Regions from separate parts of the Homo sapiens genome. Here region 2 is linked to region 1. A link is a loop called in an ENCODE intact Hi-C map of the cell type or tissue named here. Cell type or tissue: A673. All regions are shown on one strand. Each heading gives the region's core, and the rest is flanking DNA. Links, peaks and the distances in the headings are about the cores only.

Evidence for each region. Peaks named below come from ENCODE experiments on the same cell type or tissue, not always from the same donor. Only the 100,000 strongest peaks of a DNase experiment are listed, where the experiment ranks them.
Region 2: it touches region 1 in a loop (8-fold over the local background); 106 of 110 quality-filtered maps call a loop at or near these places.

The regions. Positions count from the first base shown.
Region 1 is chr3:132,529,432-132,545,369 of GRCh38, reverse strand. DNAJC13 (DnaJ heat shock protein family (Hsp40) member C13) reads right to left here. Exons shown (of 56, transcript NM_015268.4): 55 at 14,273-14,372; 56 at 6,338-7,194. The coding sequence ends at 7,088. Among named protein-coding and RNA genes, the nearest start is that of ACKR4, 60 kb to the left of the region's middle. In A673, for the core only: CTCF peaks have their summits at 8,981 and 9,188 (motif pointing left); a DNase peak (open chromatin) is centred at 9,139; H3K27ac peaks cover 806 bases.
Region 2 is chr3:132,632,883-132,648,820 of GRCh38, reverse strand. It overlaps ACAD11 (acyl-CoA dehydrogenase family member 11), which reads left to right. Exons shown (of 20, transcript NM_032169.5): 2 at 3,925-4,024; 3 at 6,019-6,144; 4 at 6,688-6,849; 5 at 9,165-9,329. It overlaps NPHP3-ACAD11 (NPHP3-ACAD11 readthrough (NMD candidate)), which reads left to right. Exons shown (of 45, transcript NR_037804.1): 27 at 3,930-4,024; 28 at 6,019-6,144; 29 at 6,688-6,849; 30 at 9,165-9,329. It also overlaps the pseudogene HSPA8P19. Among named protein-coding and RNA genes, the nearest start is that of ACAD11, 19 kb to the left of the region's middle. RefSeq lists a silencer at 7,371-7,561. In A673, for the core only: a CTCF peak has its summit at 6,378 (motif pointing right); a DNase peak (open chromatin) is centred at 6,400.

The sequences.
Region 1 (15,938 bases), core at 6,168-14,167:
CCAGGCTGGAGTGCAGTGGCATGATCTTGGCTCACTGCAACCTCTACCGCCCAGGTTCAAGTGATGCTCCTGCCTTAGCCTCCTGAGTAGCTGGGATTACAGGTGCACACCACCACGCCCAGCTACTTTTTGTTTGTATTTTTAGTAGAGACGGGGTTTTGCCATCTTGGCCAGGCTAGTCTTGAACTCCTGACCTTGTGATCCACCCACCTCTGCCTCCCAAAGTACTGGGATTACAGGAATGAGCCACCGTGCCTGGCCAGCTATTTTTATAGTTATTTCTTGATCATACGCTAAACAAGGGGTGGATTATTCGTGAGTTTTCCAGAAAATTCCCTTTTTAGACAATATAGGGTAACTTCTGGATGTTGCCATGGTATTTGTAAACTGTCATGGTGCTGGTGGGAATGATTTGCGATGCTAATATATTATAGTGTATAATGAGCAGTGAGGACCACCAGAGGTCACTTTCATTGCCATCTTGGTTTTGGTGGGTTTTGGCGGCTTCTTTACTACATCCTGTTTATTAGCAGGGTCTTTATGACCTGTATCTGTGATACCAGTCCTGTTGTCCTCCTGTCTTATCCTGTGCCTGAGAATGCCTAACCTCCCGGGGGTGCAGCCCAGCAGGTCTCAGCCTTATATTACCCAGCCCCTATTCAAGGTGGAGTCACTCTGGTTCAAACACCTCTGACATTGGGACTCATAAAACAAACCCCAGAATGAAGGTCTCAGAAGCAGCCTCAGAACCAGAAGTTTTTCTGACCTTCTCCTACCTTCCTGTCGCTCAGTTCCATTCTCTCCCAAGGCTAGCCACAGAAACTAGAATCTCTCTTCCCCAAGGTGGGTCAGAAACCAGAACCTCTTTTCCCCAAAGCCAGCCATAAAACCTAAAGTTATTACCCTTTCCCTCCACCTTTCTATGTAAAAACTGGCCACAAAGAAATGATCTGACTTACCTTGTTGGACTATAGCTCAGAGGACCCCTATTCCAGAGAAAGACCCGCCCCATACCCAGAAGGAAGGACTGCATGCTCGGATAGGCCAAGAAGAGTCTAAACAGACCTTGCTGGGTTTCCCCATGCAGTCCCTTAGCATTTGATCTTACCCTTTTGTCCAATCATAAACACAGCCAATCAAAGTATGGCTGTCAATATTTTGTTGAACCTAAGCATCAAAGTGAACAATTTCCCCAGGATCTTTGGGCTTTCATTCTGAAGGCTCCTGTGTATACTCATTAAATAAATTTGTATGCCTTTTCTCCAATTATTCTGCATTTTGCAAGTTGATTTTTCAGCAGACCTTTCAGAGGGTGAAGGAGAAGTTCCTTTGGCCTCTTCAGTGGCATAGTCTTCCTTACTGGGAAAGTGCTTGAATTTTTTATTTTGTTCTCAGCCCCTTTTCAAAACTAGTATTTCTTTTGGGATCTAAATTTTTTAGATAATGGGCTCCCTGAACTGGGTCTCTTTTGTCTACTTTTCCATCTTACTCTGCTTCTTCACAAGATTTCCTCAACTTTCTCTGTCAATGTCTTCTATTGTTTTTCTTCTATTTTTATTAAAAAATTTTTAAGACCTGATTTTCTGTGGAAAAAAATTTTTTTTCAAAGTGGCATCCTGTTTTGTAGATGCAATGCTTATCTCTGAGGGTATGGTTATACAGCTTTCTTTTCCAATGCTTTCTTCTTCCTAGTGTCCTCCAAAATTTCCTTTTTTTCTTCCTGTTTTGGCCTCTTTTCTGCTTCTACTGTCATACCTGGAGGCATACACCTGTCAGCATTCACACTAAGGGCTGCCTTCAAAGGCTCTCCACAATGCTCAGTTGCTTTAGGCAAGTCCCTGCCACTGGAAGGGTGTGCTATCATCCAGCTGTTGTATCAGTTGATAAAGTTTTCTGCTCCAAACTCTAGATTTGCTTACTCTGAATTCACCTTGATCATTTTAGGGCTGACAGGATTGTCCTCAGGTCAGCTCTTACCTTTAAAGCTGGGAAAAATGTTCCACTTCCTGCTTTGGAATGCTGGGAAACCTGATACATACATACGAAAGGCTATTTTGAGTTGTGTAAAATACTAAAATGTGAGATTGAGGTTTGAGCTTAAGTAAGTGAAATGACTTTCCTGAACTTATGCATAGCTAAATATTTGTAGAATTACTTCCATATGACCTTTCCTTTTGAAGACAAATGACTCATTCTTTCATTGACTCAAGCCACATCTTCGTAAACTTTTCCCTGAAGTAGAGACTGAGGGCATGAGGTTCCTCTTTTCCTGCTCACAGACATTGGTTAGGGGTCAGGGAATGAGGCCAATGTTCTTTGTAGACCTTAGGTTTTTTTTATCTACTGCCATTGGACAATAGCTGAAAACTCTTCATACATAACTGCATAACTTATAAACCATATTCCTTTTCAATGTTAAAAAATTTAAGCACGAACATTCTTATTTGTGTAAATAACAGAGTTTTCATGAACAGCTCTGGGTCTTTCTCTTCTCTTACAAAGTTATTTCCTTAAATTGGGGATTTGTAAAAATGATGGAAATGTACAGATCTTCTTTCATAAGCTTGATGGCAAAACAAACGTTTTAAACTGGCCACCCTATTTCCTGTATTCTTGGGGCCCTGGAACCCACAGTAACCTCACCCACCTTTTACTCCTTAAGTTTAGAAATTAGTGGTCAATAATCCAGATGTGAAGTTCTTTGCTTTAAATGCTAAATAACATATTAAACAACACATGTAGTAACAACTAGTAATGGGAAAGCATTGATGACAGGAGAAATGCCTGAAGTTTCCACTACAATAGAGGAGTTAAATAATTTATTTCACAAAAAATCATCTATGGGAAACAATAATTCTGGGAAGTGATCTAGTTCTGAGGTTTTTAACTGGGGCGAGAATGGGACTGAGTTTTCGGATATTTTTAAAATATGCGCTTTTGGGCATTTTTGCATAAAGGTTTTACACGTATTTCAACAGATTCTTAACATCTTACCAAAGTAAGATTTCCTGACCAGATCAGGCATTTTATAGATGAAATTAACGCCCAATGTCAGAAACCTAAGCAGGGCAGAATCTGCCTGACAAGCCAGTGTTCTTCCTTGACACAGCATCACCAAGCCCAGCTCCTCATTCCTAGACGCTCCTGTCTACAAGGTTGACACCCTATTAGGTGTTTACATCTATTATTCCTGATCTCCCGAACATCCCCACAAAGGAGACATTAATGACCCCCACTTATTGGTGACAGCTCCAAGGTCACTTGGTGGAGGCCAGAACCACAGCCCAGGTGGCCCCAACTCGGTCCATACCAGCTCCAAGATACCTTACTTCCATTCTCCTGCCCTAATTTAAACAGACTGGGTGACACAAGTTAATGAGTTAAACACTGAATTCAACCAAAATCCACACAAACATTTGGGGTTAATATGAGGATGGAATCAATATCTTGGGCATCCAGCAGTGATTCTGATTTAGAATCAACACCTTGGGCATCCAGGCGTGATTTCTGATATAACTTGGATACTCAAAACTTAACATGTACTCAAAAACAAACAAACAAAAAACTGGAAACACTCCCAGGAGCCAGGCAGTCACCTAGTTCTAACTTAGTGGGCATTCCAAGTTTTGGTGTGTGCTGTGGGCCAGCCTTAGGGGTCTGCCTCCCCAGCTTCAGGACAGGCTGTCAGTTGTTTCTGAAGGTGCTTGAGCTGAATTTATACCAAGTCCCATCAAGGCTGAGGTGGCTCTGGCTCTAACCAGCCCTTTGTCCTACCAATCTATGAGCAAACTCTCTTCTTGCTACTGGTGCTCCAGCGAACACTATGTATTAGTCTGCTTGGACTGTCATAACAAAATACCATAGACTGGTGGCTTAAACAACAAATTTATTTCTCACAGTTCTGGAGGCTGGGAAGTTTAAGATCAATGTGCCAGCAAGTTAGCTTTCATTCTGAGGCCTCTTCTCTTGGCTTGTACGTGGCTCCCAGTGTGCTTACGTGACCTCTTGGTGCAGAATGTCAGGTGTTGGGAAAGGAGGTAGTGGGGGAATTTGGGGGTACAGGTAGGCTCTCTGGTGTCTAAGGTATTATCCCCATTATGAGGGCACTACCTTCATGACCTCATCTAACACTAATTAATTACCTCCCTGAGGCCCCATCTCCAAATACCACTGGGGGTTAGGGTCTCACCCTATGAATTTTGGGGGAAGATACAACCATTTAGTCCCTAATGACTAACTTCCCCGAAGTCCTTGTCCTCCCCTCTCCCATCACAAAAGTGGCATGAGCACACATGTGACCATGCAACTACATATTGCAAAAGGAGTTCAGTCTTTTAAAAGAATACCTAATTAATAACTCATTGGACAGAAAGCACATACATCCAATTCCTCATAACCACTGGTTTTTATCTTATTGCAAGGGGAATGAATTTGATTTTTTTGGCCTTATAACACCCCTATTTAATTCTCATAACACCCCTTTGAGGAATGGGCTCAGAATGAACCTTATAGATAAGGAAACAAAGAAGTCTGCCTTCCTTGGTCACACTGCTACTGGCCAGTAAAAGGAGGGCCATGCCTTCCCAAAAACTCAAGGAGGCGGTGAAATTCCTAGTCAGAGTAGGTTGCAAGAAAGTTTATCTGCAACTTTTTTTTCACAGTGCTCTTCTCAAAATCCTAATAAAGCTTATTTACACGATATTCATCATATAATGAACAATTTAAGCATGAGAAGGATCACAGAAGTTCTAGACTGAAAGGGATTCTTGAGCTGAGCATCTGGTGATGATCCTCAGTGGACGGACGAGGGTCCGGCATGGTCTCTTGCCCATTTCCAGTGTTCTGCCTCTGCACTGCTCCTTAGATGGACTGTGGGTTACTAGAGTGTATCTCTGAGTTTTGCTACCTCTAAACAGCCCCTCTCCCAACAAACGCACCAAAGTGATCATTCCACACTGCTGTTTATTTTAAAATACAGATCTCATTCCTGAATCACTATTAGGTTTGATGTTAATGCGTCAGCTTGGCACTTAGGACACCGTCCAGCTGGCTCCTCCCTGGGTCTCAGGCTGGGTTCTCTCTGGACCCTTATCCCCCAGCCATACCAGACAACCCCCACCCCTCCAGGTGTCCTATATATACTTTCCTGTTACCCTGCTCAAGCTGTCTTTTATAACTCAGGACTGAGGCAAACGACTTCATGCTTAAATCTCAGATAAAGCCTCCACCCTCAAAGATCAAAACTCAGCTTTCCCCATCACAGACACTTGCCTGACATTGCTGTTGTCTTCATATTATGGCTCAGAATACAGACCTCAGTGTCACATAAGAGTTTTGATTTCTTACTCTGTTACTTACTAGTTGTGTGACTTTTAGTAAGCTGCTTTACTTATCTGAACCTCATGTTCTTCACCTGGAAGATGGGAATTATATCAGTACCAGGCCAACAGGTTTGCTCTGAGGATTAACTGGCCCACAGGTTCGTTCTGAGGATTAAATGAGATTATGCAATACTTAGCAGACAGTAAATATTCAATAAAGGTTAAGTATTGTTGGCATCTAAACATCAATGATCGTAGACTAATTTAACGGGCCTTTAACTATTGTATTCACAATACTTATATTCTTAGTATTTAAAAGAAAACATTGCTATGTTGATTTATGCTCTCCTAAATACCTAATCCCAATTTAGCTGTTATAATTTTTTAGTGAACACATTTTTATACCCAACTATTGTCTAGAAACTAAAACCCTAGTTACATATTAAAATACTTCCATTAACATATTACTCTATAATCTGTTAGAGATGATAAACTTGATGCAGAAGTTTGAATTAGTGATTTGGAATAGGAGTAAGTTTCCATTTTGGCTGTTCTTACACATCAACTGTGGAATAAACTTGGTTCTTGCTTTGAAAGGAAACTTGGAAGTGTGGGTATTTCCCCATTCTTTAAGAACTGTTTGTTTATATTCTCCATGTTTATATTTTCTTGTAGTTTGTGGTCACACTAGAAAATCTATGTGCTGAGATTTGTTACTTGAAAAATCTTCTGGCTATTTAATTTTCTCTTCTTAAAAATAGTAGAATTAATGTCACATATTATTAACAGCCTGACCCATTCCTGAATGTTGTATGAAAAATAAATGAGATGCTGTGTCTGGAAACTTAGATGTGGCTGAAATATTAAAGTTAGGAATGATTAGATTATGTTAATGCAGCCATCTATATGAAGAGTTACGAATGTAAGATAACGTCTGTTTAATACTACATCTGTCTTAGAAATAAAGATAGATATATGAGGTCTTCAAACGGAAAGATTAAACTAGAACAAATATATCTCATTAACAAAGCAGTCAATTCCCTTTATTTTTAAAATTTTATGTACACATATGAATGATCTGTATAATGTACATTCAATATAGAAAGCTTTATATATTTGATAGTGTATAGAACATTTCACAATTACACTCATCTTTTACATAACATCTTGACATCCATTTTTAAATTTTTTTGCACAAGCTCCTTTTCATTCAATTTGGTAAAGCCAGTTATACATACTAATGTGTACTGTGAGCTTTCAGAAGGTTAATGATTGAGGATGCCAGTGAAGGGTGCAGGGACAAAACCTAATAGTCTTGGATGGTGGGGGGAGGATGGCCACGCAGACTTGATGCAGGAGAGGGAAATATTCTTTCCTGGGGAAAAGTGACTTAGCCCAATTTTTGTTGACTGTAGCTCAACCCTACAGTCATGCTAGTTCAAAAAAAAAATTACAAAAACTAGGAAGAAAGTTTTGTCTTTTTGATTCACAGTTTTGTAAACAGATATAAAGGAACAAATGTGCTTACATACACCAAGAAAAAAAAAATTCTTGTGTACCCACTTATGTTGATCCACAGAGTGCTTTCTTATAATGTGATACAATTAGGATCACTGACTTTTTTTCCTAAAAATATATTTATAGAAAAAGGAATAACACTGTCATGAAACCAGGAGAAAGGCAGTAAGAGTTTGCTTCAACGTATCAGCTGGAGGAATGTGGACTTGGCACTGGCCTTTCAGCGTTTATTGTCTCTCGTGAATATTTCAAGTCTGATAGCCAAGGTCGCCTGCCTCATGGTCTACAGGAGGTGGCAGGTTAGACATGACTGATGTAGATGTACCTGCGGTAAGGTAGCCAGCAACTCCAGGTCCTGCAAGAGAGAAAGGTAAACACACACCTCTAGAAAGCAGTCAAGTGAAAACATTGACCTTTATAAAAATGTCAGAACCTGCTCAGGCACTCCATCACACAAAACTAATCATCTATTTCAATTACCTAAATTACATCTATACCTTAATAAACAGCTACATAGTACTATTTTCATGTTTGCCTACACTATAGACTAGAAATCATTTCAAAATGTATGCTGGACAGTAACACTGGTGTGGAAATATGGATAAAATTTTCTTTCTTACATTTGGGAAATTCAATCTTTCAAAAAATTCCGAGCACTGAAAAGAACTATGTCGAATGGAAAAAATGGAAACAGACAGACAAAAGAAACTCTACACTCAGCTCATCCAAAAGTCATATGTGACAAAATTCAACATAAACACTTCTGTCAACACTCAAACTAACCTATTTTCATTTGGTGCAAAGAAATGCTATTATAACAAGTAACACCAAACGAACAAGGGTTGCTAAACCAAGGACTCTGAAAAAGAAAAGGCTCTGGACATCCATCTGTCATAGGTTAAAACAAGAATGCTATGTGAAAGGGTACTGATATTTTAGTCTTATATTTCTCCCTTGATTCTAACAGTTTCTATTGCATGAAAATGCCATATATGCCAGCATTTATCGAGATGTGTCCTATGGGCATATTAATGGCTTTAGCCCTCTAGAGTTTATTTTAAACATTGCATAAACATTTAATTACATCTCAGAAGCACTGCACAAACTAACAAGTACTTGCAAGGGACACTGTAGCATAATACTGCATACTGAGCAATAGTTTTAGCTGAAATTGTAGGAAACAAGGCAAACAACTAAGGAACATTGAGGGTTAGGACTAGAAAGGCAGTGGGAGCGGCATGCATTTAGCAAAACATTTCTCTACCTGCTTCAGAGAGCTACACAGAAGTTAGCAAGCTGCCTGGCAGAGCGGATCTAAAGCCCGCTCCTGAGGTGAAGGGGGCTGCTGCCAGTTAGAAGGGAAGGAGAGACACCTGAGGGGAAAAAAGAAATATAAGCAGCAAGGGAAGTTGTGAGGAAGTGCAAACAGCAGAGTAGTTTGATGAAGGTAGAAACAGGGATTGGTGGAGGACAAAAAGGCCACCATTCAGATTCATCTTGTTTTTGACCTTAAAAGTATTGGTACTATGGATGTGAAATGGCTTGTATAGATACATAGGCAGAGATGACTCAGCCTGTGTGAGCTGTAACTGAAGCCAACCAGAGTGCCCAGGTACTTGGAACGCTGTACTTATAAAAACCTTGTACTTGTAGAACTTACAAAAAATATTTCTCCTTTTTAAGGTACTGTGGGAGCCTGCATCTATCAACTCCTGCCTTGAGCCAATCAGGATGCCAGGCCTTTCACAGTCTGCTCAGGAAAAAGGCCACCAGGTCAACAAACCCTTCTGACAACGCAGTTCAGAGCTACAGCAGCACCCTGTGATCATTTCCCACCACCCTCATATTCTCTGAACTTTAGGCTGCAGCATGATTACTGCAAAACCATCCAGTAGGTGTCATCAAAGATGTAACCCTTAACAGTAAGACCTCAAACACTCCAGACTGTGTAGTTTCTGAGCAATTCTGATTGTGGGCTCAACTTGGTTCCCATCAAAATAGTAGGTTACAAGACCAAACCATGAATGCTGCATCTAGAAAGTGGATTAATGACGCAGTTCTCAAACTGTGTGCTGAGGCACCCTGGGGCATTGCTGGATATTTATTTATTCCCTTTGCCCCTCTGTGTGTGTGTGTATTTAACAGATGGGGGTCTCACTATGTTGCCTTGAACTCCTGGGCTCAAGCAACTCCCCTATCCAGGCCTTGAACTCCTAGGCTCAAGTGATCTTCCCACCCCAGCCTACTGAGTAGCGGATTCGGCCTGTCCATGTGGACTACAGTTGCCTGCCACATCATCCAGCTAACTGCTGGGTATTTTAAATTTGAAACACAGCGCCATCTGCTGACCACCATACAAACAACTACTTTCAAGTTGTCTTGCAATTACTTCATAAACTAAATTATTAGGTATTTCTTTTGGCTTGGGGACGGATGAAAAAATTACTGAGCTATTAAGGGCACTGTGAACTGAGAAAATGTGGGAACCTCTGAGCTAAAATCTAAATGGTGAAATGATGGGCTTAGAAGGAAGAAACCAAATTTTAGTACCATCATTTGCCTCTTTAGGAAAGGCAAATCAAAATCAATTCCCGGATAGTTCTACAAATGAAATCCGAGATGCTCTCCCCAGGACCCTGGCCTCTCCTTGAGGATGTGTCTGGTTTCTTGGGGCTAAAAGGTGCTGCCTGGTCATTTGCACAGAATAGGGCAGTTGTGTTCTTCAGAGAAAGATGGGAAGAGCAGGGGCTGCCAGGAATGGGCATGTGGCAAGATTGCACAAGGCTGCTGGACTTCAGAGAAATGAGAAAAGATGGAAAATTTACAGAGAATCCCACAAAACTGAATTGGCTACCACGATGAAATGTATATGTGAAAAGTTCATCTCCAATTCTGGCTCCTAGAAGCATCTTCACCCTGGCCTCTGTTCCTTTTCCTGTTGTTCCTTCTTTTGCTACTGATTTTCTAGGTTAGGTAATTTGAGGATTTTCACTGCTGAAATTATTTTTTATGAGGCTCTGAGACCATCAGCACCAAGCTGTTCTAGAACCTAATAAATGGCTAAGTGATCAAGGGCCCTGGATAATGAGTAACCACAATTTATCTGCATCACAGGAAAAATTCCACTGAGGCACCTTTAAATAAGCATTTATCATAAAACAAAATATGCCAGGCTAGAGAACCTATGGAAATAGGCAGTCTCATTTAAATTTATCAAGATTGAGTAATCCTACCTAGGACTTTAAAATTTTTACCCCAAATCTTGGGCATGTGACTGAATGACATTTACTCAGCAGCCAGAGAGAAGAAAACGTAGTTTTGGTCATTTTTATCTTACTTTGAAGTAGTAATTAACTCCTTTGTCTTTCCCCATGTCCTAAACAAAATCCACCTAACCTGCCAAACTCACCTAAAGATATCAGTTAGAAGAAAGGGTTGGTGATGTGTGTTGTCACAGCAACCTTGATTTCAATGATTACAGAGGGGCTGGGTACAATCTGTATCTTCTGAAGTTTGGGAGTAGCACGGGGCACATTTTAACTAAATGAAATTCCAATTCAACACAACACTATAAATTCCTGGAGTTCCACATCATGGGATTTTATCATTATTAGAACTACATGCCCCTTTTATCAAACACATGATACACAATACATCAATGAAAAGCTCAAACACAAAAAACATTTGGCAACTCAAGCAATGAGCACACATCAATCCAACTGGCAGTAAATTTACCTAATTTATCTCTTAATTTGCCTACATCATCTGTAGTTAGAGGATGTAGGGCTGACATCTTATATACTACAATTTCAGGCAGACAGCAAGAGTTAGAAGCTTTAATTCTTGAAATAGTTCTTTCATTTTTAATGTAACTTAATTTTTTTTGAGACAAGGTCTTGCTCTATTGCCCAGGCTGGAGTGTGGTGGTGAGAGCTCAGCTCACCTGTGACCTCCACCTCCTAGGCTCAAGAGAGCCTCCCGAGTAGGTGGGACTACAGGCATGCACCAACATGCCTGGCTAAATTTTTGTATTTTTTTATAGAGACGGGGTCTTGCCGTGTTGCCCACGCTGGTCTGGAACTCCTGGACTCAAGCAGTCCGCCCACCTTGGCCTCCAAAATTGCTGGGATTACAGACATGAGCCATTGCACCTGGCAAGTTGGTCCTTTCAAATAGGACAGACTAGAGCTGATGAAAAAATTTCCAGCAACTGACATCGCTAAAAAAGAGCATCCCAGATTGATAACATGCTCAGAATTTCACAATTCTGGGGTCAACAATGCTTACAGCTTATCCAGACTGTTCTACATGGACACGTCTGCAGGCTTCAGTAATGGCCTTCTGGAAGACTCATTATCTCCATGCCCCTTCCTGGTTGGGTTTTATACCATCTCCCCATTTGGCCAGACCTGTACAGAACTTGCTGTCCCTTAAGCCGGCTCAGGGATGGGAAGAAATTTGTATACCCCAACTTTTCTTTTTCCCTAACCTTCTTCTAACCCCTTCACAGCCACTTTTCATATCTCATTCAGAAGCCACCGCATGGATCCAAGTAAAAGGAAAGGCACAGACAAGAAGCTTTTTACTGCCTATACCTTTTCCCTATAGTTACTAAAGCATGTGGATGGGGGTGAGGACCAAATGAAGTCCAGGTTTCTGAAGATAAACCCCTATTTCTTCTGGATTCTAACCACAGACCTTTTGGTTCACACTCTGTAAGTCAAGGACATATGTTTTTTATTTCATCAAGTTAAGTCAAAGAATGATAGATAAGACTGAACAGAAGAATTAGAAGAGGCTTTCCTGTAGAGAAGCTTATAATATACACATTACTATTCTTCAGGGCCAATTTACTCTTAGTTAAGAAAAATAAGGCTGACCAGGTGCAGTGGCTCACACCTGTAATCCCAGGACTTTGGGAGTACCAGGCGGGTGGATCATTTGAGGCGGGTGGATCATTTGAGGTCAGGAGTCCGAGACCAGCCTGGCCAACACAGCAAAACCCCGTCTCTACTAAAAATACAAAAATTAGCTGGGAATGGTGGTGCACACCTGTAATCTCAGCTACTTGTGAGGCTAAGGCAGGAGAATCGTTTGAACCCGGGAGGCAAAGGTTGCGGTGAGCTGAGCTCATGCTGTAGTACTCCAGCCTGGGCAACAGACCAAGACTCTGTCTCAAAAAAAAAAAAAAAAAAAAGAGGGCGGGCATGCTGGCTCACGCCTGTAATCCCAATGCTTTGGGAAGCCGAAGTGGGCAGATCACCTGAAGTCAGGAGTTTGAGACCAGCCTCTACTAAAAATACAAAAATTAGCTGGGCATGGTGGTACATGCCTATCATCCCAAGTACTTGGGAAGCTGAGGCAGGAGAATGGCTTGAACCTGGGAGGCAGAGGTTGCAGTGAGCCAAGATTGCACCATTGCACTCCAGCCTGGGTGACAGAGCCAGACTCCGTCGCAAAAAAAAAAAAAAAAGCCAGGTGTGGTGTCTCACGCCTGTAATCCCAGCACTTTGGGAGGCCGAGGTGGGTGGATCACCTGAGGTCAGGAGTTTGAGACCAGCATAGCTAACATGGCAAAATTCCGTCTCTACTAAAATAATAATAATAATAATAATAATTACAAAAATTAGCTGGGTGTGGTGGTGCAAGCCTATAATGCCAGCTACTTGGGAAGCTGAGGCAGGAGAATCACTTGAATCCAGGGAGCAGAGGTTGCAGTGAGCTGAGGTCGCACCACTGCACTCCAGCCTGGGTGAGAGAGCAAGACTGTCTCAAAAAAATAAATAATAAAATAAAAATAAGGCAGATTTTTTTTTCAATCATACCATCCTTATACAAAAAGTAATGAATGTAATGCCATGAAAACGTGGTATGTGAACTTTTGGACATAGGCTAAAGAGGTAAAGTTTTTATACTGCCTATAAGAACAAACTCCTACTTAGAAGCTATAATTTTAACACCAAATCTGAAGAGAGATATGGGACAGACTGAGAACACAGTCTAGGTATTTTTCTCCATAGATATGAGGGACAGGGGATGGAAAAGTTAAAATAAAAACCTATGACACTGTTCTGAACAGGACATGACCTGCAGCCAAAGCACTGCATGTTTATAAATTTTAGGACTCTGCTCCAACTTTAGGAGTGTCAATATTAAAGTGGTTATGGTGAAGAAAAAAAAGTGTCACACCAAGTTTAAAATTAAAACCAGGTAAAATTTCCTCCAAAGCCTCTAATTTTGAATATTCAAGATAAAGTCTTCATGATCTTATAAACTTCTATACTAGCAATCAAGATTAAAACAATTACAATGGCTTAGAAACCCTGGGTGATAATTTTTTCTCTTAGTTTATCATCTTTGGTTAGGAGAGAATGCAGGGCTGACATCTTTTTATATACTACAATTTCAGGCAGACAGCAAGAACCGCCTCATATTCCTAAGGTTAATTTCAAATTAAGAACTTTTATAGCAGACTAGATATTGCCTCTTTAGCATTCAGCAAGAGTCTGACTTATGTTGAAGCCTATATGAAAATGACTATTCTAAAATTATGCAATTAGTGTGTCAAATGTTCTGAGTTTTAAACATAGTATCTTTTGAAACCAAAGCAGTAAAACATCCTTTCATTCATGATACCTATGTATTCCACCCCCATAAAACGACACACCCTAAATATTTAGCAAAACCATAAACAAATCACTGGAAACTTAGGAGAATATCTTTTTTTTTTTTTTGAGGCAGAGTCTTGCTCTGTCGCCCAGGCTGGAGTGCAGTGGCGCAATCTTGGCTCACTGCATGCTCTGCCTCCCGGGTTCCCACCATTCTCCTGCCTCAGCCTCCCGAGTAGATGGGACTACAGGTGCCCGCCACCACGCCTGGCTAATTTTTTGTATTTTTAGTAGAGATGGGGTTTCACTGTGTTAGACAGGATGGTCTCGATCTCCTGACCTCGTGATTCACCCGCCTCAGCTTCCCAAAGTGCTGGGATTATAGGCGTGAGCCACCGCGCCCAGCCAAGAATATCTTTTACATACAATTATACATATTTGGAGTTTTAATCTGTTATTCTGACAGATATGGAATGATGAATCATGTTTCTGACACTGATATTCCTCAGCAGATATTTATTCCTTCTCTTTACAAGATAAATACTTTAATACAGACATGCTCCAAATATATTCTATGACCCAATTAACTGGATCAAAACTGAACAAAATACATGCTTTAGTCAGTACCCATTCAACACAACAACAGTTTGCATGCTATATAAAGCTAAGACCATATGTCTACTACATGCTCATAGCACCTCCAAGAAAGGTCAGCTGGTAGCCTAAGAAACACTCTGAACACAATTTTAAGTCTATTTAGGGCAAAAGGAAGGTCCAAGTGGCTTCTGCCAGGTGTCTTACAATAACCAATTAGGTATGGCTTACCTGTGAGGTATCCTGCTGTTTGTGACTCAGAAATGAACAAATCATGTTTCTGATCTTTGAAGGCACTCCAGACTGAAGAACGGCACAGGATTTCATTCACCTAGGAAAGTAAAACAAGCCCTTTGAACATAAAATCAAGGACTGGATGTTGGAAGACAAAAAGAAAAACCAACTTCCAAAGCAACAAGGAAGAAGGCCAGTGAGGAAAGACCCAAATATGGAGCAAGAACTAGCATTCATCAAACACTCCATAGCAGGCACTATGCCAGACACATCTCATTAAGGCAGACCCAAAGAAGTCCTCAAGTCAGTCGTCCCTCTGAAGCTGGACTCTATTATTTGAACCTACAATTACCGACTTATATGTAATTCAAGGAGGAAGATACCTATGCAGAGTATTTTCTTGTGACAGTAACAGATGGCTGACAGTGTATGGGCTGATGAGCTATTCCTGAGGAAGGAGTTTGGGGAGAAGGTACAGCCAAATTGAGCTAAAACTTAAAGCAGTGTTTCAAATTATGAGCTGTGACCTAAAGAGGTTTATGAAACAATCAGGAGTGTTGTTGAAAAAACAAAATTGGTCAATATAGAAAGCATCAGAGTATCAGAAGTAAAATGAGGACTTGTATATACTTGAAATACATACACATATATGAGTATAAATAATACATGTGTGGGAATATGCACTAAACTAAGATGAAAGACATTTCTGTGTGACAAAACATTTAGGAAATACCACCTTAGTGAATAGCTTTTGCACATCAATGTTCATATCTAGTATTTACTGAGCACCTCTTATGTGGTAGGCACAGTGAACACAAAGATGAGAAAGACAGACTGTCTCTGAAGTGCTTACAATCTAGTAGGGAAGACAGCGTCAAATAATTTTGTGGTAAGAATTAAAGTAGGGTTATACAAGGGGACCATGTGAGTCCAAGGGAGGGGGGCACCTGCTCCAACCCGGGAAAGAAGCAGTAGTGGAAGTGATTAGTTGTAAAGCTGGTAGGGGAGTTCCTATTTAGAAACTACTATACCTCTTTCCTCCCCTCCCTTGGGTGTAGGAAGTGGGTGTCAGGATTACTTTGCTAATTTCATTACCAGGAATCCTGAGGCAAGTCAAAGACAAGACAACTGCTGCAAGTGGTACGCAGGAGAGCCTTTGCTTGGCATTTAGAACACTCATAGGCAAAAACCAAGAAAATACTTCTAAAAACACATCAGTTAATGACTGCAGCAATACTGCAGTCTCTTCTTTAATATCTGCAGAAGTGCTGCCTCTCTTCTTTAATATCTCTTTTTTTTTTTTTTTTTGAGACAGAGTCTCGCTCTTTCACCCAGGCTGGACTGCAGTGGCGCTATCTCGGCTTACTGCAAGCTCCGCCTCCTGGGTTCCCGCCATTCTCCTGCCTCAGCCTCCCGAGTAGATGGGACTACAGGCGCCTGCCACCACGCCTGGCTAATTTTTTGTATTTTTAGTAGAGACGGGGTTTCACCGTGTTAGCCAAGATGGTCTTGATCTCCTGACCTCGTGATCCACCCGCCTCGGCCTCCCAAAGTGCTGGGATTACAGGCGTGAGCCACCGCGCCCAGCCTAATATCATTTTAAATCATTTAAATGATCATATTGATAGAATGACAATGGTATGAAAAATGTTTCTTTACTTGA
Region 2 (15,938 bases), core at 1,586-9,585, 110 kb before region 1:
AGTCTGATCTCTCTTTTCCCTACACAAACCAAACTGGTTGTCAGAGTAGATAGTTAGTGAAGGTCTGAGTCTGTTCAGTGGTTTTATTAAACGCACTTGGTCAGAATAGTCATGATTCCACTAGTCATGATTTCCACCAAAGGAAAAGGAGTAAAATTAAAAAGCAGCAAATCCTAAATATTTTCAAATCTCTGCACAAGGGATAAGTGGCTTCCTGGATATCCACAAACACAACTGATTCCCTTATCAGGGCCTATGCTTTTTTTTTTTTCCAGTTCCTTTCTGTTAAAAAATTCCTATAGGAATTTCTGAGTTTCTAAAGCTTAGAGATGCAGGTAGATGCACCCTCTAGGATGATGCCATGAGTCTGAGACTTGTTAACCGTGATATAAATAAAGGGTTAAAAATCTTTTCTCCTGCTCTATGGATAAATTTATTTAATTTTCTAGCTCTGTAATTCTGAAAACTTGGTAAAGGTGGCATATCAGATGTGTTTCCAGGCAACATTGCTTATGGTAAAAATAACATCTAATTAGTAAACTGCATCTGAACTGGAAGGTCTGTAAATGAACTGTTTAAGTATCTGGTGGAAAGGCATAGCTTTGGGCTTCCCTAAGTGTAGAGGGTTCTTTCAACTAGTTATGTCCTTTGCTAGGGCCCTGGAAGCTGGTGCCAAAAGACTGCTACTACAGATAATGGCTTCTGTAGGGCATGAGGCTTTACTATGATCTAAATGTTTGTGTCCCTCAAAAATTCATATGTTGAAATCCTTACTCCTAAGGTAATGATATTAAGAGGTGGGGGGTCTTTGGGAGATGATTAGATCATGAGTACAGTGACCTCAAGAATGGGATTAGTGTTATAAAAGAGACCCCAAAGAACTGCCTTGCCCCTTCCACCATGTGAGGAAAGAGCAAGAATGTGCCATCTATAAGAAAGTGGGTCCTCACCAGACACTGAATCTGCTGGTGCCTTGATTTTTGACTTCCCAGGCCCCAAAAATGTGAGAAATAAATATCTGTTGTTTATAAGCTACCCAGTCTATGGTATTTCATAATAGCAGTCTGAATAGACTACCAGCCTAAATAGACTAAGACTTCTAAATCAAGGTGGTACCCATACTCACCCATTTCCTGATCTCATTCCCTCTCACCTGAGCTGTCACCAAGGGGGAATGGGGGCATGGAGTAAACCCTGGACTGCTGCAAGGGGTCTGCTGAAGAAACTCATCTGATGCTGCCATGCCAGCATCCTGTTTTTCCTGTCTGTTTATGCTTCTAAGGGAACCAATGCTATGGATGGCTTAGTAGGGTCTCGTGAGATTGTCTGTTTAAAGTCTTCTCTAACCAAGTAAGTGTCCATGGCTGCACACTTACATGCAAAGATTTTCTATTTGTTAATGGAGGTTAGACACATCAAAAGTACCATCTCTTAGGTTATAGATCAACACATTTCTCTCAGCACCAAATATCTTGTCCAAGAACTAACCAATAGTTCTGACTATTGGTTCAATGATGATTCTTATATTGAGACCATCAATGGTTCTAGGCTATTTGGAGGCCTGATGGTTGGAGTAGTTAAATTTAGCAAGTACTGTATTGACAGTGTTGACAATGATCCTCCCATGCAAATGGGCTTCTGCAATTTTTTTTTGTCTTTGTTATAACCACTTTAGATACTTCCTCAAAAGAGAAACTTTTAATTGTTTTTGTTTGTTTTTGAGAAATTCATGTAACGTAACATTTAAAAATTTAACCGTTTTAAAGTGTACAAGTCAGTTGTTTTCCATATATTCACAATGTTATACAACCATCACCACTATCTAGTTCTAAAACATTTCCATCGCCCCCAAAGAAACCTCATAGTTCCCAATTTTTTCCTCCCCCATCCCTGGCTGCTACTAATCTACTTTCTGTCACTATGGATTTCCCTATCCTGGACATTTCATAGACATGGAATCACATAATATGTAGTCTTTTGTGACTAGCTTCTTTCACTTAACATAATATTTTCAAGATTCATCCATGTTGTAGCATGGATCGGCATTTTATTCCTGTATATTGCCAAACAATAATCCATTGTATAGATATACCACATTTTGTTTATCCTTTTGTCTGCAGACGGATATTTGAGCTGTTTCTAATTTTTGGCTGTTGTGAATTGTACTGCTGTGAACATTCATGTACAAGTTTTTGTGTTAATTTTATGTGTTCAGTTCTCTTGGATATATATGTAGAAGCAGACTTGCTGGGTCACTCTATCTTCAACAAGAAGCTTTTAGTTTTTTCTTTGTATTTCATTTGGGTCATTTACTATCATGAAAGACCAGTGCTTTATATAAGACTAGAGAACTGCCTCATCAAAAATGCATCCAATCAGATGTTTGGCATTTTTTAAAAAATGTGTTTGTAAGATTCATTGTTGCCAGACGTGATGGCTCACGCCTGTAATCCCAGCACTTTGGGAGGCCCAGGCAGGCGGATCACAAGCCTCATCAAAAATGCATCCAATCAGATGTTTGGCATTTTTTAAAAAATGTGTTTGTGAGATTCGTTGTTGCCAGACGCGGTGGCTCACTCCTGTAATCCCAGCACTTTGGGAGGCCCAGGCGGGCGGATCACGAGGTCAAGAGATCGAGACCACGGTGAAACCCCGTCTCTACTAAAAATACAAAAAATTAGCCGGGTGCGGTGGCGGGCGCCTGTAGTCCCAGCTACTGCGGAGGCTGAGGCAGGAGAATGGTGTGAACCCGGGAGGCAGAGCTTGCAGTGAGCCGAGATCGCGCCACTCCAGCCTGGGCGACAGAGCGAGACTCCGTCTCAAAAAAAAAAAAAAAAAGATTCGTTGCAATTGATGGTTTGCAGCATCAAAGATAAATTGTTCTATATCAATAAAGACAGCATAGCCTGTGGTGGTCCTATTTCCTGACCACTGGTGATTATCTCTACCTTCCTATGGTAAAAGGCACTCACTCAGGATTAGATGGTACCAAAACCAGTGCTCCTTGATATGATTGCCAGGGAGGATGGGTCTGATTTATAGAAGACATAGACACTGGGGCTGCTGCCAGACTCAATCTAGGCTCATGCTTGTTTTTTCCTGATGGAGGTTGGAGTCCTGGGAAGAAGCTCCAAAGATTTTTTTTTCTACTTTCTCCTATTACCTATTACCTTAAGGATTGATTCTTCTGTTTATTTAATTTAGGATCTCTCCTTTATACAGTTGGATTCTTCAAAAGTTGGGCGATTCTTAAATGCCCATATTATAAGTGAAGGAATAGACTGAATAGTTTTGGTAGCTGAAGTGTCTATCCTTAGTTTAGGTGAGAATTTCTGTTCATCTGGCAGGGAAAGTCAATGCCCTGGTGTCTGTGAGTTAGTTGGGCCAGCATTGCACTTCCCTGGGCCAGATGCTCACTGTGGGACCTCACTTCTCAGAACTCCCATTGTAGAGAGCTCAACTCACGCACTAGCCTTGTTGACACTTATGAGGGTTATCTCTCTAAAGGCAGATGAGGGGGCATTAAGCCAGCTGTTCCTGCATCTTTTAATTCATTTTCTGACTGATAACTAACAATCTCTTCTCAGATTGTTTATTTACTTAGATCAGTCATTGTTCTACAAGTTTACTTAGATCAGTCATTGTTCTACAGGTACTCCTGATAAAACTTAGGATTTGCAGTCAGGAAGTGGGGTCCTCTCTTCTACCTCTGTGAGTCACAGATTCTCCAGCTGCCAGTATGTTGCCATCTGCTTTAATATCATCTAGAAATTCATGTTGTGAGCTGCTGATAGCACCCCTCTTGATTTTCCAGCATTGAGATGAATTTATTTTCATTTGTTTCTTCTGACATTTCAGTAGGATTTGGGGATGACGGAAAACATATCTTTGTAATTGACCTTTTTTTTTTTTACTTTTATCTAGAGCAGGAAAGTCCAATCCAACCTTTTATCTCCAGAAGGGCTTTCAAACATATGTGCTCAGGAAAAAACCACCAGGTTCACTTCTTCCTAAAGCACATCAGGTATAGTATACAAATGTAATGATAAATTCTTTGGTGACAAATAAATGCTTTTAATACACACAAAGCCAATTTACTTTTAAAAGGCATCTTATGATTGCCAAATAATATAAAATATATTTTATTTCTAATGAAAATTTCCCTTGAATTATATCTTTTTTTGTTTTAAAAAATTATTTGAGGTTGAAATGTAAGTCTATCTTTAGGCTATTAATCTTGAACAACACCCAGTTCTTTTGTGTATTTGATTTTCCTCTACGTTGTTTGCTAGAAGTAAAATCAGCCAATGAATATTTTCAGTGCTACTCATCTGTAGATATTTTGTTTTGTTATATATTTAAATTATTATATGTAATAGTATCTACTCAGAATTATTTTAATATATTTGCTATGACAATCCTCTAATCTTTTGGTGATAAAAAGAAAGATTTGAATAAGTATTTTATAGTACTCTCTAAATATTAGACAGTGAGAATTCTAAAAGATTTTTGTTGAAAACTAGGTTTTTCTGTCTTGAGAAAACAGGTATTATCTATGGATTTTCAGAGAACAGGAGGGGACAGAAATCAAAGCACTGGGGAACATTAAAAGCACTGTGCGTATTTAGGGTATAGCCGTAATCATGTACAGCAGGTGCTTCCCAGGCCCAGGTCACTGGGGAAGGACAATTGTGGGGTAGGCTTAATACCACAGTAATAGAGAATGTAGATTCTATGGGACTTTCTTGGTCCCATATCATATTCCCAGAAACATGAAGTAAGTTGGATGCTTAAGATAAAAAAAAGTTGGGTAACTTTTATTAAATATCGATATAGTATGGCTGAAGGAAAATCCCCACCCGTGCCCCAATAAACAGTTTTATTTGTCTCTTTTCTTGATAACATCCCACCTGAACACACCAGAACAGGGCATAATGCTCTCAGCCCAAGTACAGCTGCCAAGGATCTGGAGTACTCTGTTTCAACTCCCTTCTGTTTTCTCAACTCTGCATTGAAAAAAGCAATGCTCCAGCTCTGTGATCCACTTTTTGCTTCTCTAACCCTTTTGCCCTCTCCCCCTTACCCCCTCCCCCTCGTTTCCCAACACCTGAGTGGTTAACACTTCTTTCCACAGCCCTTGGTACTGCTGGCTGCTCTCACCTTGAACATGGGTTTCGTTACTTTCCTCTTCCAGTTATTGCCACAGCCCCTGCTTTACTTCCTGATGTCAAAATGAGCTGCATAGCTTCCCCTCCTTAGAATGGTCAGTCACCATTGCCTGAGTCTGGGGCCAGGTGACTACATGTAGATAAGCCATCCTTACTTGGCCTGCATCAACAGCTCTGCCCTTGGGTCCTGAGTGATAGCCTGTGCATCTGTCCTAATTAAGGAAGCCATTTTTTCCTCACTGTCTTATTTAGGCTCCAGTTTGCTTCTAGCTGCCTACTTTCCTGCTAGTTATCTTGAGCTCCACAGCAGTCCTGAGTGCCAGGAAAGATCCCCATGCCCCTGCCCTGGAAACACATGCCTCCCTTGCTCTCCAGAAGGAGCAGGTACTTTTCCTTCCACCACCACTCACCTCTCACCCCCAGCTCTTTGTAGCTGACTGTGGCAGAGTGCTAGAATAGAGACTTACCTGAGCTTCCTTGGAAGACATGAAAGAGCGAGCAGCCAGCCAGGGAACTGCTGTGGAAAAAGGGATGTTTTATGATAAAATATGTGAAATATTGTGAACAGTAACTATTGCCTTCACATTATCAGAGCCAGGATTAAGTCTCATGCAGGTGCTCATCTTCTTATCCTAATTAAATTACATTTTTTAGTAGTGGTCTAATTTATAATCATAGTGATTACACCAAGATTACTATTAGGGAAGTTATTACTATTATCCTCTGGAGTTTGTGTTGATACTGTTTTACAGTTGTTTTCTAGCCTTAAGATTAGCTCATAAGTAGTTATTAAATTTAATTACAATTAAATCAGTTTCTCTGATTTTTAATGATTCATCATCCTATTTAGATTGATAGAGAATTTAAAGTCCAGAAAGCCTTGTTTTCAATTGGATTCCCCGTTCCCAAGCCTATACTGTACTGCAGTGATACTTCTGTCATTGGAACAGAATTTTACGTAATGGAACATGTGCAGGTAAATTAACACTTAATCTTATTTTGTTGCTTTTACTTTTAATTATGAAGTTAATTAAGATGTTTTATTATGATACTTAATAAATGATATAGTTTGTTATTTAACATTTTAGGTAATTAGATTGCATTGCAAAGGTTTACAATTTTGTTCAAATTTGAGCACTTACAAAGGGAGGGATGGAATAGACAAGAAACAAATTTAGTAATTAGGGGGTATTGACTTATTCTTAAATTTTCCTCTAGGTGTCAGTAAAGAGCTATCTGTAATGGCAATAACCAAATTGTCCATAAGGTAGCAGGGAAAACAGACTCCACATAGGTCAAGCCATTAAGAACAATAAATTCAAAATGTGTTTTAAATTTTTTCTGTAAAATAGTTGAGAGTAGTTTTGATGTTTATATTCATCTTGGCATATCCTTTTATTTTCCCTTTGGCATGTATACTCTAATATTAAATATGTTTCACAAATGAATGTTTTTCTAGTATATTCGACAAAGTATTGATTATACACATTTAAATAATCTGTTGTAATCACTTCCATAGGGTCGAATCTTCCGTGATTTAACAATTCCTGGACTTAGCCCAGCAGAACGTTCAGCCATATATGTGGCCACGGTAGAAACATTGGCTCAGTTACATTCCTTGAATATACAGTCACTGCAGCTGGAAGGATATGGTATAGGTGCTGGGTACTGCAAAAGACAGGTAATGCATCCACATTAATAGCTATTTTTTTCAAGTTCTTGTAAATAATATACCTTATTAGTCAACAAAAAAAGCTATTATTGTATAGTTTTCTGAAGCTTGGCCATGACTTTTAACATTGTCCTTCAGAATGACTAGTTTTTAGTATAAAATTATCTTATGTTTTTATATTAGGTTTTGTTCAGCAAAATCTTCTGTTTTAGACTCTTAATTTTCCAATACTTTTAACTATACAGTTTTTTCTTCTTCTTCTTCTTCTTCTTCTTCTTCTTCCTCTTCCTCTTCCTCTTCCTCTTCCTCTTCTTCCTCCTCTTCTTCCTCCTCTTCTTCCTCTTCTTCCTCCTCTTCTTCCTCCTCTTCTTCCTCCTCTTCTTCTTCTTCTTCTTCTTCTTCTTCTTCTTCTTCTTCTTCATCATCATCATCATTTTGAGACAGAGTCTCCCTCTGTTGCCCAGGCTGGAGTGCAGTGGTGCAATCTCTGCTCACTGCAAGCTCCACCTCCCAGGTTCACGCCATTCTCCTACCTCAGCCTCCCGAGCAGCTGGGACTACAGGCTCCCGCCATCACGCCCTGCTAATTTTTTTGTATTTTTAGTAGACATGGGGTTTCACCGTGTTAGCCAGGATGGTCTCAATCTCCTGACCTCGTGATCCGCCCGCCTCAGCCTCCCAAAGTGCTGGAATTACAGGCGTGAGCCACCATGCCCGGCTTACAGTTTTTTCTTTCTCAATTGGACTAGCAGACATTTATTAAGCTTGACTGTGTGTTTAATACCTGCTGAGTACTGTGTTAAATATCAAGAAAAATATACAATAGGTTCTTCCCCACAGGAACTTATGGTCATTTTTGAGAGACCTGTACATGCATGTCATTCACGAAACCTGAAAATGGTATAAAAGAGTGTAAAATCTAGTGGTAAATTGTTTGATACTCACCATGATTCAAAGGGTGGAAGTTGGGATGCCCTTGCTTATATAGAGAAAGCTTCCTGGGAGAGATATCTTATAATGAGTATTTAAGGAAAGATAAAATTTGGAGTGATGGAGATCATTTTAAATTAAAGGAAAGCAATACTAGATATATATGGGGCTGCTTTCCTTTGTAAGCATATCATTTTGTGGGGGTTAAGGAAGAGAAAAGGGAACTAAAGTTTAGAGTGTACTCACTATATGCTAGGTCCTACATGGCAGAGTGAGTTGTCGGCCTCTCTTTTTTGATCTTTACAACAACTCTAAGATATAGGTATTATTACTCCCATTTTGCAGATGAAGAAAGGGAGGCTTGCATCAATCAAGTAATACACAAGTAAGTGGCTTAGATATAATTTAAACCCAGGTTGATATGACTAGATAAGACCAAGTAAAGGTCTTTGCTCTATTGCACTAAGTTGAGCAAAGATACCTCGGGAAATGGAGATAAAAAAGCAAATAAACAATATGGTCCCACCTGTTGGAGGACTTTACGAGTAAGTTGATTTGTTTGCATTCAATTCTAAGAACAATAGAAGATCTTTACACTATTCATACCTGTAAAATATTTAGAAAATTCTGTGGGTAATAAGAAAGAGTATTAAAATGAAAAGTAGGCTGGGCGCGGTGGCTGAAGCTTGTAATCCCAGGACTTTGGAAGGCCAAGGCAGGCGGATCACGAAGTCAGGAGTTCGAGACCAGCTTGACCAATATGGTGAAACTCCGTCTCTACTAAAAATACAAAAATTAGCTGGGTGTGGTGGTATGCATCTGTAATCCCAGCTACTTAGGAGGCTGAGGCAGGAGAATCACTTGAACCTGGGAGGTGGAGGTAGCACTCCAGCCTGGGCAACAGAGCGAGACTCTGTCTCAAAAAAAAAAAAAGTAAATGTCTTCTTTTTTCTTCTAGTCCCCATATTCCCTTTTTCAGGGGTTACTTATTTCTCGTGACCCTTTCCAGAGATTATCTATGCCTATATATTTGTGTGTGTGTGTGTGTGTGTGAGAGAGAGTGTGTGTGTGCGTGTGTGTGTTTGTATGCATTCTTTTTTTTTCTTCTACAAAGTAGTTGCTGAATAAAGACTAGAACCCATATCTCTTGATCCCTAGGCCAGTATTTTTCTCTTGATAAAAAACTAGGTAAGTAAAATGGAACTATATGGAAAAGAGACTTAAATGTTTAAGGTTTAGGCTGATTTGAGTGTTTTAGGATGACAGGAGTATCACCAGCATGGGTCTTAAGTATTTAGGAGTAAAACAGCATTTGAATTTTGTTTTAATTTTAGAATTGCTAGATCCTACATTCCAGTTTCAGCTTTACCATTTTTCTTATTTATATGTCTTTAGGTATCAACCTGGACAAAGCAATATCAAGCTGCAGCTCATCAGGACATCCCTGCCATGCAACAGCTATCGGAGTGGCTAATGAAGAACTTGCCCGATAATGACAATGAAGAGAATTTGATTCATGGAGATTTCAGACTAGATAACATAGTTTTCCACCCTAAAGAGGTACAGTTAGCTATGTTTACAATTAATTGAGTAGGTCTGTTTTGTGACACAGTACTAAGTAAATGCTCCCCCCAGAGCACTGAGGGAGCCCAACCCACTCCCTGTTCCCCTACAGCTCAGGACTGTCGTCACCACTCAAAATTTTTAGAAAGGAGTCCTGCAGATTTTCCAGCATAAGTTAGCTGCCTACCTTTGAGACTGGTTCTAATCCCAAGTGGTATCTGGTTTACTGCTTAAAAGGATTTGGGAATTTTACATGCATGATGCTGTTTTCTTCAAATAAGTTTTCATCTACTAGTTACAATATTTAGCTTATCCATGTTCTTGCTGTTTTTTCTGGTTCATTTATACTTCTTTGGGGTTTTTAGCCCTATCTCATGAAGAATTTATTATTTGTTTATTATAAACTCTGAGAATAGAGAATTCCAAAAGCTTCTTGAGGCTTCAAAAGAATTACATGAGATTAATATAACCTTGCTCAATGTAAATGTGCATACTGTATTCTTTATAAAGAGTATAAACAAATGAAAGCTGTAATCCTCCACTGAGCACCTACAATGAGGCCTAGGATTACAGTATAGTAGGAATGAATCCTGCTTCTGAGAGGAGGATTTTCTGGGTTCATTAGTTTCTTAGAATGCTAAGATGTTTTAGGGCAGGAAGAGCTAGTGGCACTGATGAATTCTGAATTCTAACCTTGTTAATTATCTACCCTGAGATTAGAAAAATTAAATATGCTAATTTATAATCTAGATAATTATAAAAGCATATGCCTGAAAACATAGCAGGATCTGGCCTGTATTTGATCTGTGTCATTTAATTAATATTTTAGTCGAGTCTACATAATATTGAGTCTCTATAGTAGATAACAAATTAGAACCCACTAGACTTGGAGTTCCTTTAAAACAATGACTGTATCTTATTCATCTTTATATTGCAGGTGCTTATATGATTCTGATGAATCTATGTTGAAGGGATTAATTTTAGTTAATTATTCACTAGCAACTATTTCCATCTCATAAATTTATGCTTAACTTTCATTCCCTAGCAGTGTGAACTTAAAGCATGTTATTCAATCTCTCTCTGTGCCTCTATTTTTATTTTAACTTTTTGTTTTGAAATAATTAGAGTCCCCAAAAAAGTTGTAACAGTGTTATAGTACAGAGAAGTCCTGTGTATCCATCATCCAAATTCTGCAAAATGGATATTATACAACTATGGTACATTATCAAAGCCAGGAAATTGACATTGTGTACCTTTTAAAATTGAAAAAAAAAATTCTGAGTTGCTGGGCAGCTAAAATGAAACAGTCAATGTGGAGCAACTAGCTGGTACCTGGCACATCAATGATGCTCAGTTTATTTCAGGTACCCTCATTTTTCCATTTTTTCCCCTTCATTTTTCTCTCTGACTTTTCTTAGACTACTTGTCAAGCTTCTTCAGAAAAATATTAGGGTATAAGTAAATGCTTCATAATATGTACGAAAACCTAAACAGTGGTTGTAGGGGATAGAATTATAGGAGACATAATTGTACATTTCTGTAATGTTTAGGGTTTGATGTTTTTTGGTTTTTATTTTTAAAACAACAGCATGTTTAATTTTTGTCATCAGAAAACACAACAATTAAGAAAGAAGAATAAACAATTTTAAATGACAAACCTTCCAGGAATGTGTGGAGTAAGCCAGTAAAGGAAACTACAGGATATGGCAAAACGAAATTATTTTCTGTTACTTATTTACAAAGTATTTAAAGCATGTTTGGGCAAGTATTTCAGTAGCACAATAGGCTCACTGCAATGTTGAAAAGAAATCCAGTTTTCCTGGAAAATGTTGATTTTCCAAATATAAATTTTACCAGTAGAGAAATGTTTAAGATCTTGGAGTTTAATGTAAAATCTGCATATTGTCATTTCAACTTGAAAAATATATTTAATTAGAAACATCCATTGGAACTTGTCAACTTCAGTGATCTAGAAATTGAAACCCCTTATTTTTGACCTCACCCTCTTTACCTTCTGTTCTTTTATTTCTCTGCATCTTCCCTGAGACACTGCAAATTTGATTGCTGTTAATTTAGAATCCATAAGCCCTTCATGACTTCACTTGACTTCTTATCCTACATAAGCCACATGGTCATAATCAGTCATCTCAAAAACTACCTTTAGTATCAATTTCATTAATAATTTTTTGACTATAGATGTATGCAAGTAATGTAAGAATTATAAAGTGTCCTGACCTTAGGTTACTTATTATTCTAGAATCTTCCCACCCTGACTTTATATCATCATTATTATTATTATTTTACTTTTTATTTTTTCTAATAACCCTACAGGGGATGTCCATCACCCCTTGACTTTAACCAGTTTCTAGCCCTAAACTTGAATCCTCATATTTTTGCTGCAGAATAAAGTCGTGAAGTAAGGTTAATTGGATCTGGGACATTTTTATGCCACATGATTTTATCTAGGCTGTAACTTCATCTCTTAGTAAAACCTGTGACATTTAAAAAATGGCTTTTCTAAATCTTTTCCCTTCTTCTCAAACTCTCACATTTCTTGTCCCATCTCGGTTCCCACTCTCAGCATGTGGTCTTGTCTTCTACCTAACTCATCTTTGTCCTTTCAGTCATTTTCCAGCATAGCCTGCTTTCTAGGAATTACACCATGCCCCTCAAAGTTCTCTTTATATTGTTGAAGACATTTTCGTCCGCTACACAATATCACCTGTATGCAGATTGATGGGTGATATTTTTCTTTAGCCTCATTGCCAAGAAAATTTGTCCCTCTTGAGCAGCTGGTTTGTTTTTGACCTGCATACACTATAAAGATTGTGACTGACCATGCTTCACACTTTATTTTACCCGCTATAAAATTCAAAGCAAATTTTACTACCCACACTAACAACTATGCATGTCCTATCACATTCAATTATGTGTAATAACCTTACTCCTAGCTTCATCTTTTCATTACAAATTCTATTATTTTCTTCCCTGCCTTCTTCATCTACTGTTTGTTCTGTTGGATTGTATGTATTTTTTGTTTGTTTCGAATGCCAATACACATACATATTAATAAAATTCAATGGTGTAAAAAGTATACATAAAATGAATCTCTTTATAAAGAAGATAATTTAAAAAACTAAAAGCTTTCTGTTGAGCTGAGGTTTCAGAAAAACTATCAAAAATAATTTTACTAATAAGTTCCCTAGCAGCAGTAAGACGAACTAGTAAATGTCCAGATCAACCACTAAAAGTTATGTTGAGCTTTTAATAACTCTCAACACAAACAGGCATCAACAGGACTCTAATTAGCTATTGCTAATTAATTTGCACTAATTTATGCAATTTGATGAGCCATCAGCTTTTCTCACTGGCTGTTGTTTTATAGCTTTGTGTTTTTACCCCAAAAATGGTTCAGATATTCTGAAAAGTAACTCCAGAGAAGTTTCCCAATTGTATTAAAAAAGAAAAGTAATCATTTATAGCATAAGTAAGTGCCTCATCTTTACTTTGGATGTTAAAAGCATAGATAACAAATAGAATGATGTAAGAGAAAAATGCATCCATCCTCTTCAGTAGTTTCACAAATCTAGCTAGTATAGTAATTTATAATACTTATAATATTATAAATTTATAGTATAATATAACCACAATAAAAGCTCTTATAAAGTCATAGAGAAAGGAGTGATCAATTTTTTTCCACAGTAACAATGGCAAAGTTTTGATTGCCTTGCTATATATGCCAAGCTCTGAACATATTCATCAAATAAATACATATTGGCCATCTGTTGTGTGCCAGGTTCTTTGCTAGAAACTCATACATGAACTATATGTGCTACCCGCCCATTTAATCTTCAAACTAACCCTGTGTAAGAGGTGTATATTATGGCTGAGAAAATTGAGGATTAGAGAGGTTAACTAACTTGTCCAGAGTTATACAGCCAGCAAATGGTAGAGCTAGGGTCTGAATACAGGCCTGTCTGATTCCAAAGCCCATATTTCCACACAAAGCTACAAGAATGTGTGTAAGTTTGCCAGAGGAGCAAGGGAGTGCAAGCACACACAGTTATATGGAGGCATGAAACCCAGTAACTCATATTACCCAAATGGGGTCTGCAGTTTTATGTAGCTTGGATAACTTGCCTAGAGTATTGCTGCAGCTGCCTCACTGCCCACCCCCCATAGTATATTGAAATCATAGTAGCCAGAGTGACCCTCTTAAAATACAGATCATGTCATATCACTCCTATATATAGAACCCTCCAGTGAAGGTTCCCCTCTCTGGACCTCATCCATCCTGCCTTAATCCCTTAAAGTAACCACAGCCATTTCTGTTAGTTTGGTGCAATACCTTTTCAACTTTGAGTATTCATTTATAATCTTTTTCTTTATTTTTTTATTTTTTTATTATTTTTATTTTATATATATTTATTTTTTATTGTACTTTAAGTTCTAGGGTACATGTGCACAGCGTGCAGGTTTGTTACGTATGTATACATGTGCCATGTTGGTGTGCTGCACCCATTAACTCGTCATTTAGCATTAGGTATCTCTCCTAATGCTATCCCTCCCCACCCCCCCACCCCACAACAGGCCCCAGTGTGTGATGTTCCCCTTCCTGTGTCCAAGTGTTCTCATTGTTCAATTCCCACCTATGAGTGAGAACATGTGGTGTTTGGTTTTTTGTCCTTGCGATAGTTTGCTGAAAATGATGGTTTCCAGCTTCATCCATGTCCCTGCAAAGACATGAACTCATCATTTTTTATGGCTGCATAGTATTCCATAGTGTATATGTGCCACATTTTCTTAATCCAGTCTATCATTATTGGATATTTGGGTTGGTTCCGAGTCTTTGCTATTGTGAGTAGTGCCGCAATAAACATACGTGTGCATGTGTCTTTATAGCAGCATGATTTATACTCCTTTGGGTATATACCCAGTAATGGGATGGCTGGGTCAAATGGTATTTCTAGTTCTAGATCCCTGAGGAATCGCCACACTGACTTCCACAATGGTTGAACTAGTTTACAGTCCCACCAACAGTGTAAAAGTGTTCCTATTTCTCCACATCCTCTCCAGCACCTGTTGTTTCCTGACTTTTTAATGATCGCCATTCTAACTGGTGTGAGATGGTATCTCACTGTGGTTTTGATTTGCATTTCTCTGATAGCCAGTGATGATGAGCATTTTTTCATGTGTCTTTTGGCTGCATAAATGTCTTCTTTTGAGAAGTGTCTGTTCATATCGTTCACCCACTTGTTGATGGGGTTGTTTGTTTTTTTCTTGTAAATTTGTTTGAGTTCATTGTAGATTCTGGATATTAGCCCTTTGTCAGATAGGTAGATTGCACATGTTCTCCCATTTTGTAGGTTGCCTGTTCACTCTGATGGTAGTTTCTTTTGCTGTGCAGAAGCTCTTTAGTTTAATTAGATCCTATTTGTCAATTTTGGCTTTTGTTGCCATTGCTTTTGGTGTTTTAGACATGAAGTCCTTGCCCATGCCTATGTCCTGAATGGTATTGCCTAGGTTTTCTTCTAGGGTTTTTATGGTTTTAGGTCTAACATGTAAGTCTTTAATCCATCTTGAATTAATTTTTGTATAAGGTGTAAGGAAGGGATCCAGTTTCAGCTTTCTACATATGGCTAGCCAGTTTTCCCAGCACCATTTATTAAATAGGGAATCCTTTCCCCATTTCTTGTTTTTGTCAGGTTTGTCAGAGATCAGATAGTTGTAGATGTGTGGTATTATTTCCGAGGGCTCTGTTCTGTTCCATTGGTCTATTACTCTGTTTTAGTACCAGTACCATGCTGTTTTGGTTACTGTAGCCTTGTAGGAGCTGGTACCATTCCTTCTGAAACTATTCCAATCAATACAAAAAGAGGGAATCCTCCCTAACTCATTTTATGAGGCCAGCATCATCCTGATACCAAAGCCTGGCAGAGACACAACAAAAAAAGAGAATTTTAGACCAATATCCCTAATGAACATCGATGCAAAAATCCTCAATAAAATACTGGCAAACGGAATCCAGCAGCACATCAAAAAGCTTATCCACCATGACCAAGTGGGCTTCATCCCTGGGATGCAAGGCTGGTTCAACATACGCAAATCAGTAAACATAATCCAGCATAGAAACAGAACCAAAGACAAAAACCACATGATTATCTCAAGAGATGCAGAAAAGGCTTTAGACAAAATTCAACAACCCTTCATGCTAAAAACTCTCAATAAATTAGGTATCGATGGGACGTATCTCAAAATAATAAGAGCTATCTATGACAAACCCACAGCCAATATCATACTGAATGGACAAAAACTGGAAGCATTCACTTTGAAAACTGGCACAAGATAGGGATGCCCTCTCTCACCACTCCTATTCAACATAGTGTTGGAAGTTCTGGCCAGGCAATCAGGCAGGAGAAAGAAATAAAGGGTATTCAATTAGGAAAAGAGGAAGTCAAATTGTCCCTGTTTGCAGATGACATGACTGTATATCTAGAAAACGCTGTCGTCTCAGCCCAAAATCTCCTTAAGCTGATAAGCAACTTCAGCAAAGTCTCAGGATACAAAATCAATGTGCAAAAATCACAAGCATTCATATATACCAAT